2 separate regions of the Homo sapiens genome follow, and region 2 is linked to region 1. A link is an interaction called in ENCODE POLR2A ChIA-PET data of the cell type or tissue named here. Cell type or tissue: PC-9. All regions are shown on one strand. Each heading gives the region's core, and the rest is flanking DNA. Links, peaks and the distances in the headings are about the cores only. Region 1 has its middle 160 kb from the start of UBE2E2-DT. Region 2 has its middle 30 kb from the start of UBE2E1.

Region 1 (10,498 bases), core at 86-2,585:
ACTAATAGCTAAGAACAACCAGTTAATCTAATTGATATTGAGGGATTTTAAAAAACCTCAGTTTCTCTATAAAACATAAATAATACTATGTGCAGTATAGAGCTTGACACTTAAATTTTGTTAGTCTTATTTTGATATTAATGTAAAACTAGGACTGCAATTTATAATGGGCTTCATGCTGTGAGGTTGACAGTGTATTTTAGAAGTTGAAAAAAAAAGATGAGTTTGATGAGTGGTGAGCCTGTCATTTTTGTGGCTGAAGCAACTCTATAATGTACTTTAAAAAAATCATTAGAAACATCTTTCCTTACCAAATACAATTCTCTTATAAATATTTATAGCTCTCCATTACCCAGGCTTTTTATTACAGAGGCCCTCATTTACCCTGGTACAGAGCTCTATCTAGTTTTCTTGGTTAATAAAGGGCACACATTTTTCTTTTGAAACAAGAAAGAAACCAAATTGAAAAAAGCCCAAAATATCTACTGTTAGAGTTACTTTCACATTAAAAAATTTTCGTCTTTTTTTCTAAAACACACCATCAACCACTAAGCAGTAATTCATGTTTATTGTTTGAAAAAATTGAAAAACACACACATAACCAGGAATACAAGTAATAAACCGAAACAACCCACAGTTTTGCCACTTCCACTAGGTACATATCCCTTTAGATTTCTTTTTTGCCCCTATGTGTTAATTTTGTCATTTAATGACTTATTATGATCATCTTTCCTTATTAAGATACATAAGCCTAAATAATCAATTTTAATGTCAGCACAGTCGTCCAGTTTATAAATACAATAATATATTTAACCAACTTCCTACTGATAGACATTTAGGTTATTACAAAAGTTTCATTGTAATAAACAATGCTGTGATGAATATACATGTGTATATATACAGACATATACATATACACAGGTATGTATACACACACATACTAGTTCATTGACTATTTTTGAATGATAGATCCTTTGAAGTAGAATTTGTAGGTTGCAGGATATTGACATTTCATGTTGTCAACTTAACCTCCCGAAGGGTGGAAATATTTCTGCAACCACAAACATGTACTCCCATGAATCCCCAGTTCGCCACACCCTCTCTGGCACTGATAAATCATTCTTTTAATATTTTCCAATGACGAGTTTTCCATTTCCACCTCCAAATGTACTCCCCACCCTTCCCCACCCTGCCCTTTGGAGCATTTGTGGGCTCTGTGACCTCTGGCTTCCTTACGGGTCAGCCAATGGAGCCATTGGTGGGACAAGCACACATGGAAGCAGAGTGAGGTCAAAGCAATTATTCCTTTGCCTCCTTTCTGCCAGGTTGTTGGTGGGTGGGCTGTATCCTTCTACCAAAGGCTATAGCTTCTATCTGGTGGTCTCTACTCATTCTAGATTCCAGCAACTTCTCCCATCCTTTTCCATTCTGACCTAGGGTGGGAAATGGATCTCTGCTGGGCTGTTGCTAGCCCTGGGGTGCTTCATCACCTTTGGCTGATTTTCCCTTAGCCTTGTCCACACTTTTGTAAAATGTACTCTTATTAAACTCCTCCAGTCACCCTGCTTGAGTGTGCCATCTGTTTTTTGCCAGGACCTTGAGTAATAGTTGTGAAAAACATCTCATTTTTATGGTAACACTTTGCCTCATGTATTATAATTTCTCTGGCCCCCTTTTAAAATTTAATCTTGTTTTTGGCATTGTTGCAGTTCAGTGTTAAATAGTTTTCTGCAGTCAGATTTATTGGCCTTTTTCAGGTTATATCATCTTTGGACAGTTTTCCATGCCTTGATTATGGGTAATTTCCCTTCTGTATGCTTCTAATTACATTTTAATATTTATATTTTTAATTCATTTGAATTTTATTCTGAAAGAAAGTATGAATTAGGGATAAAATTTTCTTTTTCTATTTGACCACAGATTTTTCTCCAGTTTCCTGGCAACATTTACTGAATACCTACCATTTGTCCACTGACTCAAAGTCCCTCCCTATGACCATTAACCACTTATTTATTCTGTTGTGTTTCTTTTATTTTCTGGCTCCCTTGTCAAGCCCTTTTCATTTTTGTAACTTACTTACTTACTTACTGAGACAGGGTCTTGCTCTGTCACCCAGGCTGGAGTGCAGTAGCGGCATCTCAGCTCACTGCAGCATCAGCCTCCCAGCCTCAAGCAATCCTCCCATCTCAGCCTCCCAAGTAGCTGGCACCACAGGTGTGTGCCACCAGACCTGGCTAATTTTTTTGCATGTTTTGCAGAGATGGGGTCTCGCCATGTTGCCCAGGCTGGTCTCAAACTCCTGGGCTCAAGTGATCCACCCACCTTGGCCTCCCAAAGTGCTGGGATTACAGGCATGATCCACCACATTCAGCCTATTACTTTAAAATGTATTTAAAAACCTGGCAGAATAAGTTTCTGTTATCATTCTTCTTTTTCAGAAAATTTCTGGGTATTCAATTTTCATGTTTTTTATTCTTCTAATCAAACTGGGAATTATTTTTTTTGAGTTGTCTCTCCTCCCAAATTTTCTTACAATTTTATTTGGTATTCTATTAATATTCACATATTATTTTGCAGAGAATTAATATTTTTTCAATTTTGAGTCTTCCAATCCAGAAATATGGTCAATGTACATTTACTTAAGTCTTTTAATGTCTCAGCAAAATTTCTTTACACATATCTTGTACAATTCTTCTTTATGATTAAAAATAAATGGTCATTACTGTTGTGGAATTTTTATTCTTGTTATAACAAGATGAAGTGAGAGAAAGAATTATTCCTATTCACCTTTTGAAAAATCACTAGCAGGTTTAAACTCATAAGCCACTTTGCAAAGCATTTCAGTATTTTTTCTAACATTTATACTCCCAGTAACTGAACCGGCAATTTCATATTAATTTGTAGTTACATAGACTAATTGTTAGTTCACAAATGTATAATAGATTTCCACTTCTAAGATCATCTAGTATCTTAAAGATTTAACACTTTAAATCTTACCAAACATTTGTGGCATACCACAGGAACTGAAGAGGATAGAAATTCAAATATACAAATTATTTATATATAAAAATAAAAACTCCAAATACATACATTTTCAGCTGAGCAACTCCAATGCTAAAAAAAATGCATCAGTTTGAATAGCGCTATTTTCCAAAGCTCTTGCTAAAATGTGAACAACTTTTACTGCAATAAGATGAATACTAAATATTAGCTTGAGAGAATTTAAGCACACTTAACATGTAACTTTTTTTTTTTTGAGACAGAAACTTGCCCTGTCCCCCTTGCTGGAGTGCAGCAGTGTGATCTCGGCTTACTGCAATCTCCACCTCCCAGGTTCAAGTGATTCTCCTGCCTCAGCCTCCTGAGTAGCTAGGATTACAGGCATGTGCCACCACGCCCAGCTAATTTTTGTATTTTTAGTAGAGACAGAGTTTCCCTATGTTGGCCAGGTTGGTCTCGAACTCCTGTGATCACTCAGGTGATCCCGCAGCCTCGGCCTCTCAGTGTGTTGGGATTTCAGGCGTGAGCCACTGCGGCCGGCCAATATGTAATTTTTTAAAAGTTACCTTTAATTCAGTTTCAAAATGAGTTTAGCATTGTTTTAGAAAATTATGAATGTTAAAAGCTCTTTATAGATATACCAAACTAAATTTCTAAGTAGTGTTAAGTTTTTTTGTGGTGAATCTAAATTTGATATGCATTGTTTTGAATTTTTGAATTTAGTTAATAAACTTTTCATTGCTAATGTTTCAATTATTTGTAGGATGTAACATATGTATTGTCTGTATTTAGCAAACTGATAAACTGAGATATGGGAAGATTAAGTGGCTTATAATATTATGTTTGGTCATTGCCTTATTTTAGGTTTTCTACACCTTTGACTTTTACAATCGCAGGAGTCTTTTTGCCAGTCTGTCATCTCTCCAGATTATTGATCTTGGCCCTTTGTGCAGTGACTTCTTTAAGGATAAGTTAGAGCATATACTTCTTGCTCAAAGGACTCAAAGGAAAATGAGAACCTCTCAAGCTTCTTCCGTTTCCGGAGTGATCTTATAATGTCTACATTTGTATTCAGATTCCTTATGTATGTCTGTCCCTTTTGTAATTTGAGGCCTTAGTCAAACCTGTCTCTTCCTCTCCTGTTTACCTATTCTGCCCACATTGTTCTATCCTCCTCTTCACCTCTTGACAGCCTACCCAAACTGAAAGTGGAGGCACATACACTAACTCTTTCATTATGTTTTTGTTGATTTTTTCTCACCTGAAACAAACACTTCGGTTTTTCATGGCATTTTCTTTGTGCCTCTCGTATATATTTAACAATTTTTTGTTAAATTTTTAGTGCACAGATTTTAAGAATCCTTCTAATAGACACCTGAATGGCAGGTAGAATCTCTTGTTTATCTTTCTATGCCTCATGGTGCCTAACATAGTTCAATTTTTACAAATAGAAGTTTGTAGAACTCACTGGTGTTTTGTAATGCTAAGATTCACTGTATAATGTTGACATTAGCCACAGTATTCTTCCAGTGATGGAATGGTTTAGTTATTATAATTAGAGAGGAGCATTTTACCACTCTAAATATAGTGAAGATATTCATCATAAATATTTCTGTGGATGGTTGTAATGGGAAATCATCAATTGTTTAATTTGAGTAATTTTTACTTTTGCATTATTTCCTAAAAGCAAACTTCATGTAATCATTTTTGTAGTGGATTATTGTGGCTATCATTTCAGAGGATTGGCATTGGCTCCAGCTCTTGTTATCACTAGGGGGAATAATTTTACGAGAGACTTTCCAGTAGGTGGAAAATAATTTGGCTGGTTAATAAAATGTTTCTCTATTGTTAGAAGAAGGCAATTCTACAATATAAGATATGGCTTAGCACTTTTCACATTAAACTAGCACTAAATGAGGAAGTATTTCTAGAAGGATTTTGAACATGAATCTTATCTACTTTTAGCTGGGTGCACTTGAGTGCAAACATCTGGACAGTGAGTGCTTAACTGCTAGACATGGCCTCATTTATTTTGATTTAGTACGAGGGAACATGATAAAAAATCTGCAATGGATCAATGGTAAGGGAAAATTTCAGCTTCTTTAGGGGTTAGTGAATATAGATGAAATTTTTGCCTATTTTTCAATAAAATTTGGCTTGAACTTCTACCTGATCTCCAAATGATTCAGGCAGAAAAATGGCAAAATTTAAAACTCAGATAGCAATGGATCATTATCAATATCATATGCATTCCAAAGGCATAAAGCATTCATTTTATAAATTTATGTTTTCCTTACAAATTTAAATTGTATGTAATTGTTTTGAATTGGTTCAATGACAACAAAATGAATTAAGCCTGCTTTTTCATGTCATTGAATGAAGGAGTACCTAGCTTGTGTGCTGTCAAAATATCTCTTTTCTTTTCTTTTTTTTTCTCTTCTCTTCTCTTCAAGATGGAGTTTCGCTCTTGTTGCCCAAGCTGGAGTGCCGTGGTGCAGTCTTGGCTCACTGCAACCTCTGCTTCCTGGGTTCAAGCAATTCTCCTGCCTCAGCCTCCAGAGTAGCTGGGATTACAGGTGCGTGCCACCATGCCTGGCTAATTTTTTTGTATTTTTAGTAGAAACAGGGTTTCACCATGTTGGCCAGGCTGGCCTCAAACTCCTGACCTCAGGTGATCTGCCCACCTCAGCCTCCCAAAGTGCTGGGATTACAGGCGTGAGCCACTGCGCCCAGCCAAAAATATCACTTTTCTAGACAAGGCAGAATAATGTGGAAAATATATATGTGTTGAAAATCAGACCTGAGTTTCAAGTCTTCCTCTGCCCCTTAATAACTGGGAGACCTTGACAAAGTTCCTTCACCTAAGGCTCAGTTTCTTCTCCTGTAAAAATCAGGATAATTTCTGCTTCATATAGTTGTTCTGTGAATAAAAAAATGCTATTTATAGAAAATGCTTACTATTGCCTGGTACATAGTGGGAGTTCAAAAAATGGTGGCTATTTTAGTAGCTAAAGTACTCATATAATTATTAGAACTTTAAAAATCAATAACATGTTTAGTAGGAAACTTAATGAGCGAGGAATAGCTGAAAAAAGCAAGAAAGTAGATACATTTTATATTTTGGCCTAAATGGAGATATTAAAGAAAAGAGAAAGTTTCCTTTGAGAGAAAAAATGAAAAGCAAGGCATTTCTTAGTGGATGGAGGATTTCTGTGCAAGGAGCAGTCCTTGCATCCACCTTTTGGGTGGTGCTGGATTTACCATCTTCATGGTTCCACAGCAAGTGATTTTACCCATCAACCTTGTGTATGTGATGTCATTTACCACTTCCTAGTTTAAACAAATAGTTTTCCAGCAGGACAATATGCACATTGCTCTATTGTACTAAATTTGTTTCACATTCCAAATTGGCAGGAATTTCTCCATGTGCTTGGGTATAATAGCATTTCTTGATATGATAATTATCATCTAGTTGTCTATATTTATGTATCTACCTAACTACAAGAGAAAATTTGCAGCAGAATATCTGTCTTTTCATTTTTGCTTTTTACTCTTATCATACTATAAAACACTTTCATAATAGTTTAAATAATTTCCTGGGGGAGTTAATTTGGCTAAGTCATCGTTCTTTTTTTGGTGCTTCAGTTTCTCTTTGACTCTCATGGAATGTTTGCTTTTGCCCTTTGGGTGTTTAAAGACCACATTTTGTAGCCCCAGTGTTCTTTCTAATTATAGAAGTGACATAAGAAAAACGGAAAGTAAGTAAGAAGTGGAGAACAGAGTCATTAAGGGAGAGTCTAGATCAGAGAGATGTCAAAGAGTTTCGTTGGGTATTTAAGGAAATTAATGAATAACTCATCTGGGACTTAGAGATAGTGACTTAAGTCGTAATTAATCCATTGATATAGCACAAAATAAAAAAAATACTGTATTTAGAAAAAAATAGTATGGTAGAAATACTGGGCATAATTCTTATAAATATAGACTTCACCTTAGTATTCTTGAGAGAAGTCAGACAAGGGGAAGAGTACTCTATGAAAATTAAAAAAAAATTCCATGGAAGTGTTAAAATGTGAAGAAGAAAATTTAATGATTAATATAGTAGAGGGAAGGGATCCATTCCAAGATGGCCGAATAGGAACAGCTCCAGTCTGCAGCTCCCAGCGTGATTGATGCAGAAGATGGGTCCAACCAGTTTGGACAGTGTGTACAGCCCATGGAGCATGAGCCGAAGCAGGGTGGGGTGTCGTCTCACCCAGGAAGTGCAAGGGGTTGGGGGATTTCCCTTTCCTAGCCAAGGGAAGCCAGGACAGGCTGTACCTGGAAAAACGGGACACTCCTGCCTGAATAATGCACTTTTCCCAAGGTCTTAGCAACTGGCAGACAAGGAGATTCTCCCTTATGCCTGGCTTGGCAGGTCCCACGCCCATGGAGCCTTGCTCACTGCTATTGCAGCAGTCTGAGATCAAACTTCGAGGTGGCAGCCTGGATGGGGGAGGGGCGTCCACCATTGCTGAGGCTTGAATAGGTAAACAAAGAGGCCAGGAAGCTTGAACTGGGTGGAGCCCACCACAGCTCAGCACAGCTTACTGCCTCTATAGACTCCACCTCTGTGGGCAGGTCATATTTGAACAAAAGGCAGCAGACAGCTTCTGCAGACTTAAACGTCCCTGTCTGACAGCTTGAAGAGAGCAGTTGTTCTCCCAGAGCAGTGGTTGAGCTCTGAGAATGAGAATGGACAGACTGCCTCCTCAAGTGGGTCCCTGACCCCCGTGTAGCCTAACTGGGAGACAGCTCCCAGTAGGGGCCGACAGACAACTCATATAGGCAGGAGCCCTTCTGGGATGAAGCTTCCAGAGGAAGGATCAGGCAGCAATATTTGCCCTTCTGCAATATTGGCTGTTCTGCAGCTTCTGCTGGTGATATCCAGGCAAACAGGGTCTGGAGTGGACCTCCAGCAAACTCCAACAGACCTGCAGCTGAGGGACCTGACTGTTAGAAGGAAAACTAACAAACAGAAAGGAATAGCACCAACATCAACAAAAAGGACATCTACACCAAAACCCCATCTGTAGGTCACCAACATCAAAGACCAAAGGTAGATAAAACCACAAAGATGGAGAGAAACCAGAGCAGAAAAGCTGAAAATTCTAAAAACCAGAGTGCCTCTTCTCCTGCAAAGGATCGCAGCTCCTCACCAGCAATGGAACAAAGCTGGATGGAGAATGATTTTGACGGGTTGACAGAAGTAGGCTTCAGAAGGTGGGTAATAACAGACTTCTCCAAGCTAAAGGAGCATGTTCAAACCCATCACTAGGAAGCTAAAAACCTTGAAAAAAGGTTAGATGAATGGCTAACTAGAATAAACAGTGTAGAGAAGACCTTCAGTGACCTGATGGAGCTGAAAACCATGGCATGAGAACTTTGTGAGGCATGCACAAGCTTCAATAGCCGATTTGATCAAGTGGAAGAAAGGGTATCGTGATCGAAAATCAAATTAATGAAATGAAGCGAGAAAACAAGGTTAGAGAAAAAAGAGTAAAAAGAAATGAACAAAGCCTCCAAGAAATATGGGACTATGGGAAAAGACCAAATCTACGTTTGATTGATGTATCTGAAAATGATGGGGTGAATGGAACCAAGTTAGAAAACACTCTTCAGGATATTATCCAGGAGAACTCCCCCAACCTAGCAAGGCAGGCCAACATTCGAATTCAGGAAATACAGAGAACACCACAAAGATACTCCTCGAGAAGAGCAACCCCAAGACATATAATTGTCAGATTCACCAAGGTTGAAATGAAGGAAAAAATTTTAAGGGCAGCCAGAGAGAAAGGTTGGGTTACCCACAAAAGGAAACCCATCAGACTAAAAGTGAATCTGTCTGCAGAAACCAAGCCAGAAGAGAGTGGGGGCCAATATTCAACATTCTTAAAGAAAAGAATTTTCAACCCAGAATTTCATATCCAGCCAAACTAAGCTTCATAAGTGAAGGAGAAATAAAATCCTTTACAGACAAGCAAATGCTGAGAGATTTTGTCACCACCAGGCTTGCCTTACAAGAGCTCCTGAAAGAAGCACTAAATATGGAAAGAAACAACCAGTAGCAGCCACTGCAAAAACATGCCAAATTGTAAAGACCATCAATGCTAGGAAGAAACTGCATCAACTAACGAGCAAAATAACCAGCTAACATCATAATGACAGGATCAAATTCACACATAACAATATTAACCTTAAATGTAAATGGACTAAATGCTCCAATTAAAAGACACAGACTGGCAAATTGTATAAAGAGTCAAGACCCATCAGTGTGCTGTATTCAGGAAACCCATCTCACATGCAAAGACGCACATAGGCTCAAAGTAAAGGGATGGAGGAAGATCTACCAAGCAAATGGAAAACAAAAAAGGGCAGGAGTTGCAATCCTAGTCTCTGATAAAACAGACTTTAAACCAACAAACATCAAAAGAGACAAAGAAGGCCATTACATAATGGTAAAGGGATCAATTCAACAAGAAGAGCTAACTGTCCTAAATGTATATACACCCAAGGCAGGAGCACCCAGATTCATAAAGCAAGTCCTTAGAGACCCACAAAGAGACTTAGACTCTCACACTATAATCATGGGAGACTTTAACACCCCGCTGTCAATATTAGACAGATCAACGAGACAGAAGTTTAACAAGGATATCCAGGACTTGAACTCAGCTCTGCACCAAGCAGACCTAATAGACATCTACAGAGCTCTCCACCCCAAATCAACAGAATATACATTCTTCTCAGCACCACATCACCCAGCTTCCAAAACTGACCATATAGTTGGAAGTAAAGCACTCCTCAGCAAATGTAAAAAACAGAAATCACAACAAACTGTCTCTCAGACCACAGTGCAATCAAATCAGAACTCAGGATTAAGAAACTCACTCAAAACTGCACAACTACATGGAAACTGAACAACCTGCCCTTGAGTGACTGCTGGGTAAATAACAAAATAAAGGCAGAAATAAAGATGTTCTTTGAAACCAATGAGAAGAAAGACACAACCTACCAGAATCTCTGGGACACATTTAAAGCTGTGTGTAGAGGGAAAGTTATAGCACTAAACGCCCACAAGAGAAAGCAGGAGAGATCTAAAATCAACACCCTAACATCACAATTAAAAGAACTAGAGAAGCAACAGCAAACAAATTCAAAAGCCAACAGAAGACAAGAAATAAGTAAGAGCAGAACTGAAAGAGGTAGAGACAAAACCCCTTCAAAAAATCAATAAATCCAGAAGCTGTTTTTTTGAAAAGATCAACAAAATTGATAGACTGCTAGCAAGACTAATAAAGAAGAAAAGAGAGAAGAATGAAAGAGATGCAATAAAAAATGATAAAGGAGGTATCACCACCAATCCCCCAGAAATACAAACTACGATCAGAGTATACTATAAGCACCTCTATGGAAACAAACTAGAAAATCTAGAAGAAATGGATAAATTCCTAGACTCATA
Region 2 (10,498 bases), core at 2,968-5,467, 730 kb before region 1:
CTCTTTTCTTAGGGTTTTTCCTTGGTTCTGCTGGGAAATTTTACTTTTGTGGGGAGCACTTTCTCTGGGTTATATAAGGCTGAGTCCTTCAGTTTCATAAGATTTTGCTGCTCATCCCACCTCTGTTCCTCACTGTTCTCTCATCTCTTGGTGGCATTCCACCCAGCTCCCAGCACTGCTGTTGGTTAGTGTCATTGTTATATTTCTTCCGCCATTTCACAAAGATTAAGTAAGGAAGAGATATACACACATGTTTAGGCAGCCATCTTGAACCAAAAGCCCCTAGAAGATGTTGAAATTTTTAAATTAACCATTTTTACCTAAAGTAGAATAGGGGATATTTAAAAGTACAATTATGAGGAAGTATAACCATAGCTAAGTTTTTTAAGTAAAAAAAAAAAAAAAAAAAAATCCAGCTTCAGGAATAAGATGGAATCATTTAATAGGAATCCCTTTTAGCACATTTTCCAAACAGCTGTCCCACCTAAACCCTTATCTACATTACAGTCTTCCGGCCTCACCATGGGTTCTCAAGTCTGTGGAAGTATAGTCACTGATGCTACCTGGATTCACAAGGAATCCTTGAGGCGTGACCTTCCTGAGGAGCAGAATGGCTGACATGGGGGGCAAAGCGGCACCTCCATGAGAAGATTCCTGCCAGATTCTTATTTTCCTCGAGGCTGGGATTCTAAATCTGCTTCATTTCTATGTCCACAGAACCTGCATAGTGCCTGGCACTGAATAGGTACACAAACTACCTCTCAAATTTGGCCATTGAATTTATGCCCAAGTTGCAGATTTGTGAACAAAGTAAGTGTTGTTGTTTTAAGTCACTAAATTTGGGGGTTATGTTTATGTAGTAATAGATAACTGGAATAGACACATTCCATTAGCTTAACGGTAGAAAGCAGGTCTCTCAGAGAAAAGGACAGGGGTCGGGGAGATTACTGGGTCTGAGGAGGAATGTGGGGCTGTTCTGGGAGGCAGGAACTGGTGACTGGACAGTTTGGGTCTGGGGCAGCCAAGAGTGTGCATGAGGGTGCTGGGCATGGGGAAAGATTGTTGACAAGAGGAGGAGGTGCCCATTTCAGGCTCATAGACTGAGGAAGCAGTTATTCATTTACCTTGAGCAGAGACATGATGCCCAGTCCTTTCTATTAGAACAACCAACACTTATTAAGCCTTTTTTATGTGCCAGCCACTTGATAGGCCTCCACATACATGATCTCTCATCCTTGCAACCACTCTAACAGTAGGTATTGTTTTATCTCATTTACTCCAGTCAGGGGGACATTGAGGCTAAGGGACTTGAAGCAACCTGCTTAAGGTTATGAAAGTAGGAAGTGGGCTGGGCACGGTGGCTCATGCCTGTAATCCTAGCACTTTGGGAAGCCGAGGAGGGCAGATCACTTGAGGTCAGGAGTTCGAGACCAGCCTGGTCAACATGGTGAACCCGTCTCTACTAAAAATACAAAATTAGCTAGCCGTGGTGGCAGGCACCTGTAATCCCAGTTACTCAGGAGGATGAGGCAGGAGAATCGCTTGAACCTGGGAGGTGGAGGTTGCAGTGAGCCAAGATCGCATCACTGCACTCCAGTCTGGGCGACAGAGCAAGACTCCGTCTCAAAAAAAGAAAAAGAAAGTAGGAAGTGGCAAAACCATGATTCAAATAGGACTCTGTTTAATAAAACCACTGTTCATTACTGATCACTTTTGACAAGTTACTTACTGCTCCTAGCCTCAGTTTCCCTGTTTATAAAATGGCAATAGTAATAGTTCTCATCTTGTGGGGAGGATTAAATAAAATAAGACATGTTAGGCCTGTGCTGTCTGGTATGACACCTACTATCCATATGTAGCTGTAGGGCACTTGAAATGTGGCTGGTCCAAATCGAGACATGCTCTACAAGTAAAATACATATAAGAGTTCACAAGGCCAGGCGTGGTGGCTCACACCTGTAATCCCAGCATTTTGGGAGGTCAAGGCAAGGCGGATCGCCTGAGGTCAGGAAGGAGTTCGAGACCAGCCTGGCCAACATGGTGAAACCCCGTCTCTACTAAAAATGCAAAAATTAGCTGGGCATGGTGGTGGGCACCTGTAATCCCAGCTACTCGGGAGGTGAAGGCAGGAGAATCACTTCAACCCGGGAGACAGAGGTTGCAGTGAGGCAAGACAGTGCCACTGCACTCCAGCCTGGACGACAGAGCAAAACTCCACCTCAAAAAAAAAAAAAAAAAGTGTTCGTAGACTAGGACAAACAAAACACAAATAAAAAGAAAAAAGATGAAGAAAAAAGAGTTCATAGACTTAGTATGTAAAAAAGATTGCAGCTGGGCATAGTGGCCTGCGCCTATAGTATAGTCCCAACTACTTGGGAGGCTCAGGCGGGAGGATTGCTTGAGCCCAGGAGTTCAAGGCTGCAGTGAGCTATGATTGTGCCACTGTACGCCAGCCTGAGTGACAGAGCAAGACCTTCTGTTAAAAAAATAAAAATAAAAATAAAATTGCAAGTCTGTTTTCTGCTGCTGTAATAGAATACCACAGAATGGGTAATTTGTGTAATTTATAAACAATAGAAGTTTATTTGGCTCACAGTTCTGGAGGCTGAGAAGGCCAAGATTGAGGGATTGCATCTGGTGAAATTCTTCTTGCTGAATCATATCATGGTAGAAAGGAAAGCAAGCACATGGGAGAGAGATGGGGGCTAAACTTCATCCTTTTATCAGGAGCCCACTTCCAAAATAACTAACCCACTTCCACAATTAACTGCATTAATCCTAGGGCAGAGCCCTCGAAACCCAATCACCTCTTAAAATCCCCACCTCCTGATACCATTACATTGGCAATTAAATTTTAACATGAGTTTTGGAGGGGACATTCAAACCACAGCATAAGCTATCTTATTAACTTTTTATATTGATTACATGTTGAAATGATCATTTCTGGTTAAATAAGACATGTTATTAAAATAAATTTTACCTGTGTTTTTTTACTTTTTAAAAATGTGGCTGCTAGAAAGTTTTACTACATATGTGGTTGGCATTATATTTCTATTGCACACTGCTGAGTTAGACACTTAGAGTGTGAACACTGTGAGGTGGCCATTATTACTGAGACAGCTCAGCTTAGTATGTCCCACACCAGGACTTTCCTTTGCAATTCTACCATTTTTTTTTTTTTTTTTTTTTTGAGACAAAGTCTGGCTCCATTGCCCAGGCTGGAGTGCAGTGGCAAGATCTCAGCTCACTGCAACCTCTGCCTCCTGGGCTCAAGTGATCCTCCCATCTCAGCCTCCTGAGTAGCTGGGACCACAGGCATGCACTAACACACCTGGCTAATTTTTTTTGTATTTTTTGTAGAGATGGGGTTTCACCATATTGCCCAGGCTAGTCTTGAATTCATGAGCTCAAGCGATCCACCCGCCTCAGCCACCCAAAGTGCTGGAATTACAGGCATGAGCCACCATGCCTGGCTCTACCAATTCTTTTATTTTCTTGGGTTGGAAACTTTTTCTATATGACCTCATTTTCATTCTTATAATAATCATTCTGCAATTTTATGATTTTTTTAAAAAAACTTTTTTCCCATATTTGTTGACTTTCTTTCAGTCTGTCTGCAGTAAATCGTAAAAATATTACATGGAAAGAGCTCATGGGCTTTTCTACAAGGACAATAAAGAAAGGTAATCTGGGAAGGTAGCACCAGGCTTGACAGGAGGGGAGACCCCAAGAGCTGGAGATAGTGTGTTCAAACCAGGTTGCAAAAAAAAAAAAAAGAGCTGGGGAGGATGGTGCTGGGGGAGAGAGGAAAGGAAAGTGGTCTTACTTCTTGGGACTTGGGGCAAGGTAATGAAGACATGGCCTCTTCCCAAGAGGAGGGCCTAGGTACCCTTCAGTTAAAGTTTGTCCTAAAGATGTGTTGCCTCAGAACTTCCCAGGTGGCATCCTGGCCTCTGGGTGGAGGGCAGCTGACTGCCCTATGCTGACCTGGTTCCTTCCTGCAAATCCAGATGAGCCACCGTGAAAAATAAATGAAGCTACCTTCTGCTCACACCAGGCTCATGTTTGGCACAACAGATTTTAAGTAAGGACCTGTGGATTCAGAATGAGGGCTAACGTGAGATTTTAATTTAAAATGGAATAATGGTTCTTTCCAAATCTAAGCTAACAATGTTAAAACTCAGCAGCAATGTATTGCCACTTTAGAATGAATATAAATCTGACTTTTAAGCATCAAGTTGACATTATGTTAAGCAACATTAAAATATTTAAAAGAGTCTGCATCGGGAAACTCTGAACATCATTACTCCCTCCTGTTTCACAAAGTTTTTAAAGATTTGGGCTCTTTTTTTTCAGTGTGATCATAGGGGACATTGCTCTGGTTTATATGTTCAGGCTGCTCATTCTAATTCCCTGACACTAGCAGAACAAAGTAGACTTTTCTCAAATGAATCACTCCTTACAGAAAGAAATCACATGCTTTCCTTGGGAAATTTGCAACCTCACACTCAGTCCCAGAGGGACAAAGGATAATGATTTCATGTTGTCTGGCTACTTACTCCCTAGTGGTTCTGAAACATGGGTTTTCCTTTGAAAGGAAAGATGCCTCGTCCTTTTTAAAAGATATCACAAGGCTCTCTGTGGCACAGTTCAGCCCTGGCGTCCACCACAAAGACATTTGTGTGTCCTTCTGGGGCTTTGAGCCAGGCATACAGTCTGCCCAAACTTTCTGCCCATCTGCCACATGGAGGGCAAGGTGCTTCTGCCAGGCCACAGCAATAGGAACGCTGCTCAGGAACAAAGACAGCCCTTGCTCCTGTCCCGAGCTGTGAGTGAGCTGCCTAGGCACGAGCCTCAGGCCACCCCATGCCTGAGCCTGGGCGTTTATATACAGCAGTGTGAGGTTTGAAAAGCCAGTATAGCCACCTTAGTTTAACAGATGGAAGGATAGTGTATGGTCTGACAAGTGTGTGACATGGGGGCTGAGGGGGAATGTCTCCTTTGCTGGAGTAGCCATGAAAGTGGTGGTGAGTTTTATGGGCTCAGCAGAGGAACCTTTGTAACCGTACCTGAGAAAGCGACTTCCTTCTCCCTGACTTCTTTGAATCCCTGCCAGCCTAAAGTTCAGGATCCCCATGGAAGCCCCCAAATCAGGGACGGTTATACCTCTTAGAAGTTATGAAAATTGGCAGCCGGGCGCTGTGGCTCACACCTGTAATCCCAGCACTTTCAGAGGCTGAGGCTGGCGGATATGAGGTCAGGAAGTCGAGACCATCCTGGCTAACATGGTGAAACCTCGTCTCTACTAAAAATACAAAAAATTAGCCGGGCCTGGTGGCGGGCGCCTGTAGTCCCAGCTACTCGGGAGGCTGAGGCTGGAGAATGGCGTGAACCCGGGAGGCGGAGCTTGTAGTGAGCCGAGATCGCGTCACTGCACTCCAGCCTCCGTGACAGAGCAAGACTCCATCTCAAAAAAAAAAAAAAAAAAAAATAGTTAAGAGAATTGGCTTTGGAAAGAGTTTTCACAGTTCCAACCTTAGCTCAGCTATTTACTGCCTGTGTGGCCAAATTGCAAGTTGCTCAACATTTCTTTTAGTTGAACCTCTGACAGATTCCTACCCTAAGATGAGGATTCAGTGCAGTCAATTATTAGGGAGGTGACGGAATGGATTAGGGAAGGTGGACGGAAGGAAGCTAATAAGGGTGCATTTTAAAGCCAGCTACCACAATGGGCAGCTGAAGCTTAAACCTTCAGGAAAACTCTGGGAAACAGAGTAGAATACACAGCTTACAATCATTCCAGCCAAGTGGAGAGGGAGCTGGGATATATATACCCCCACACCTGGCAGACACATGTTAAGGGCTTCCTGAGGGGGCAGTGAAGACCCAGACACTTCTGGCCTGTCATGTTCATGGACAAAGCGCAAAGGCAGCTCTCACAGAGACGCAGGGGATGGCCATTGGGAGCCGGCCTGGGGTGCACCAAAATGGTAAAGGGATGTGGGCAGAACAATGGCAGCATCTGCTATACTCTCGAAGCTTCATGTACTGTTTTGAAAAGTAAGGTCATCATAGTTTTTATCTCATAGGAAGGATGATATATATATATATATATATAAAGGCCTGCTAAGTCCTCAGCATAAGGAGCAGCTTGTAGCAGCACTTGTTAAATACTGGTTATTATTACTGGAACCACTCAGCAGTTTTTGCCCTAGGATTTTGTTTGCAGTTTTGCCATTTCTTTTATTTTCTTGGGAGTTCCTGACTTTTTGCCTACAGCACAAACATATAGGTCCAAAGAAAGAGGCTTGTGGCTTGTTTTCATTTGTCCAGAGGACGTTGAAGATATCACTGTCACCTTTTAAGTTGAGATGCAGCAAGTCAAAGATGCAGGGTAGCAACTGGCAAGATATGTCTTCTGCCTTGGCACACTTCTACCCGCCCAGTAGTTGAGTTGTGAGAGGGTGCTGCTTAGGGCCCAGGGGGACCAGCCCCTCATTTGTACACTGGGAAATCAAAGAGTAGAAAAAGCTGTCTTTGCTTGCAAACAAGAGAGCGCACCAGTAGTTGTGTCTCAAATAACCTGCAAAGAGGTTTGGCCAGGGGAGGGATGGAGGTGACTTTACATTTGCCGTAGGGATTCGCAGTTTCTTCACAGTAGAGTTTACAAAGACTTGGCTTAAATGTCATGTGAGTGTGCACACACACGTGTGTATTATACTGTATACAGATTCTCCTTGACTTATCATGGAGTTACATTCTGACAAATCCATTGCAAATTAAAAATGTAAGCCAAAAATGCAAGTCAAAATGCGTTTAATACACCTAACTTACTGAACATCATAGCTTAGCCTACCCTGCTTTAAATGTGCTCAGAACACTTACATTAGCCTACTGTTAGGCAAAATCATCTCACACAAAGCCTATTTTATGTTATTATTTACTTATTTATTTATTTTTAGAAACAGAGTCTTGCTCTGTCACCCAGGCTGGAGTGAAGTGGTATAATCATAGTTCACTGCAGCCTCAAATTTCTGTGCTCAAGCGATCCTTCTGCTTTAGCCTCTCGAAGTAGCTAGAACTACAGACGTGTGCTACCATGCCTGGCTAATTTTTGTAGAGATAGGGTCTCCCTATGTTGCCCAGCCTGGTCTTGAACTCCTCAGCTCAAGCAATCCTACCTCTTCAGCCCGCACAAAATGCTGGGATTACAGGCATAAGCCACCATGCCTGGCCAAAACCTATTTTATAGTAGTGTTGAATATTTCATGGAATTTTTTTTTTTTAATTTTGAGATGGAGTCTTGCTCTGTCTCCTAGGCTGAAGTGTAGTGGTGTGATCTTGGCTCACTGCAACCTCCGCCTCCCGGGTTCAAGCGATTCTCCTACTTTACTTAGCCTCTCGAGTAGCTGGGATTACAGACACATGCCACCACACCCAGCTAATTTTTGTATTTTTAGTAGAGACGGGGTTTCACCATATTGGCCAAGCTGGTCTCAAACTCCTGACTTCAGGTGATCCCCCCGCCTTGGCATCCCAAAGTGTTGGGATTACAGGCATAAGCCGCCGCACCCAGCCCCCATGTAATTTATTGCATAGTGTATTGAAAGTGAAAAACAGAATGGTTGTATGGGTATTTGAAGTTTCTACTGAATGCTTATTGTTTTCACACCATCCTGAAGTCAAAAAATCCAGTAAGTGGACCGTGCCTGGTGGCTCACACCTATAATCTCAGCACTTGGGGAGGCTGAGGCAGAAGGAATACTTGAGCCCAGGAGTTTGAGACTGGTCTGGGCAACATAGTGAGATCCTGTCTCTACAAAAAATAAAAATAGGTAAGCATGGTGATATGTGTCTGCAGTCCCAGCTACACAGGATGCTGAGGTTGGAGGATTGCTTGAGCCCAGGCAGTCAAGGCTACAGTGAACCATGATCATGTCATTGTATTCCAGCCTGGGGGACAGAGTGAGACCCTGTCTCAAAAAAAAAAAAAAAAGTGGAATCATTATAAGTCAGGGACCATCTGCATATATTTTATCATATGAAAGGGAACTGGAACTCAACATGCCTTAAAATTTTGTATATAGAGTTATTTATATATAATTGTTTCTGGATGGGATTTATGAGTAATTTTTTTCTTTTAATGTGCTACAGTCTACATTTTCTATGATAAACATGCATTACTTAAGCAAAACAAAATGATGACTTTTTTTCTGGAGACAGACAAGATCTCGCTGTGTCACCCAAACTGGAATACAGTGGAACAATCATGGAACAATCATAGCTCACTGCAGCCCCAAACACCTAGCCTCCAGCAATCCCCTCACCTCAGCCTCCTGAGTAGCTGGGATTATAGGCACGAGCCACCATGCCTAGCTCAATAATTACTATTTTTAAAAAAACAACATCACAACTAACAGATCTAGAAATGTAACCAGGCCGTAGGAGTGCCAAAGGCTTATTTTTTTTAATGAAGTATTAAAATTTTTTATTTTATCTAAAAAAAAAAAAAAAATGTAACCAGGCCTGAGAAAGCAGGTTGAGAGCAAAGAAGAAGCATTTTTTTTTTTTTTTCAGTTTAAAAAGCAATGACGGCTGGGCTTGGTGGCTCACACTTGTAATCCCAGCACTTTGGGAGGCTGAGGTGGGTGGATCACAAGGTCAGGGGTTTGAGACCAGCCTGGCCAACACAGTGAAACCCTGTCTCTACTAAAACTATGAAAATTAGCTGTCCATGGGGGTGGGTGCCTGTAATCCCAGCTACTCAGGAGGCTGAGGCAGGAGAATCGCTTGAAACCGGAAGGTGGAGATTGCAGTGAGCTGAGATCGTACCACTGCACTCCAGCCTGGGCAACAAGAGCGAAACTCCATCTCAAAAAAAAAAAGCAATGACTTGGCTGGTCGCAGCTGCTCACACCTGTAATCTCAGCACTTTGGGAGGCCGAGGCAGGTGGATCACTTGAGGCCAGGAGTTCAAGAACAGACTGGCCAACCTGGTGAAACCCCGTCTCTACTAAAAATACAAAAAATTAGCCGGGTGTGGTGGCGTGTGCCTGTAGTACCAGCTACTCCGGAGGCTGAGGCAGGAGAATCGCTTGAACCCGGGAGGCAGGGGTTGCAGTGAACCAAGATTGCGCCACTGCACTCCAGCCTGGACGACAGAGCAAGACTCCATCTCAAAAAAAAAAAGCAATGGCTTAAAATACCCACTGACCACCCTCCTCTGGGCTGCCTGCTCTTGTGTCTTCATCAGGTATGTGGTGGTGAGGATGCAGTTCTCTTCTAGATAAGGCACTGAAACGATGATGGTGCAGTGCATTTATTAGAAACTGCTGCAAAATTGTTAGAAACTGAGGCTATAATCTTTTCAAATATCTGAGATTTTACACATATATATGTTATTCTTTAATTCTACATTGTATTTTTACCATTTTCCCAGCACTCAAAATTAATAAAGCAACACAGTATGATAAATACTTAGGAGTTGCACAAGAAATGTATTTTTGTCAGTATGCTTCCCCCCCTCCTTTTGACAATTCACACTGGGGACAATAAAGATTAATCACACAAGGGAAAGTGAATAAGTGAAAACAAGTCCATTGGCAGTCACATAACAGCAGCTTAACTGTGCCTCCAGGTTGGGTACTTATTTATCATTACTCTCTCAGTATCCCTTTTAATTCAAGTTTTATTCCAACAATTCAAGAATCAGTCTATTAAAAATATTAAACTATAAAAAAAGCAATTATTATGCCAAAGGCACAAAATATTGAAATAGGTTTTACAACAAAAGTCTGTGCATGAGCCTATGTGTTATTATTTCAGCTCTTTGCTCAATCCAGTGGAATATTCTACACTCATTAGCTCTAGTGTTTATGAGAGTTTAACAACTGCTTGGTTTTCACGGCCAACATGATTATGCTCTGTCTTTGGTTCTCATACAGCTCTCTTTTGCATTCAGCTTACAGAATTTATTTATTTATTTGAGAAGGAGTCTCACTCTGTCACCCAGGCTGGAGTGCAGTGGCGCAATCTTGGCTCACTGCAACCTCTGCCTCCCAGGTTTGAGCAACTCCCCTGTCTCAGCCTCCCGAGTAGCTGGGATTACAGCCACCCACCACCACAGCCGGCTAATTTTTGTATTTTTGGCAGAGACGGGGTTTTGTCATGTTGACCAGGCTGATCTTGAGCTCCTGACCTCAGGTGATCCTCCCGCCTCGGCCTTCCAAAGTGCCAGGATTAGAGGTGTGAGTCCCCTCGCCTGGCCAGAATTGACTTTAAAACATAGCTAATATAAAGAACAGACTTGATACTCCAGAGTTTGGGGGCTTTAGAACCTGGCTCCCTGACAGAGCAATGAGTTCTTTGAAGGCAAGGACTATTCTATGCACTATAGCTTTATGTCCACCCTGGACTAGGTAGAGATTGAATGAATGGCTGAGTGATAAAAATAGCAGCTGGCACCAAAAAAAATGATTTTATGAATTAGTTTTGTTAG

Evidence for each region. Peaks named below come from ENCODE experiments on the same cell type or tissue, not always from the same donor. Only the 100,000 strongest peaks of a DNase experiment are listed, where the experiment ranks them.
Region 2: POLR2A ChIA-PET joins it to region 1 with 11 read pairs; 2 of 35 experiments call an interaction of 5 or more read pairs at or near these places.

What each region holds. Positions count from the first base shown.
Region 1 is chr3:23,033,148-23,043,645 of GRCh38, reverse strand. No RefSeq gene overlaps it. Among named protein-coding and RNA genes, the nearest start is that of UBE2E2-DT, 160 kb to the left of the region's middle. RefSeq lists an enhancer at 7,495-7,995. In PC-9, for the core only: no CTCF peak of the experiment used is centred there; a DNase peak (open chromatin) is centred at 1,075.
Region 2 is chr3:23,770,771-23,781,268 of GRCh38, reverse strand. No RefSeq gene overlaps it. Among named protein-coding and RNA genes, the nearest start is that of UBE2E1, 30 kb to the left of the region's middle. In PC-9, for the core only: no CTCF peak of the experiment used is centred there; no DNase peak of the experiment used is centred there.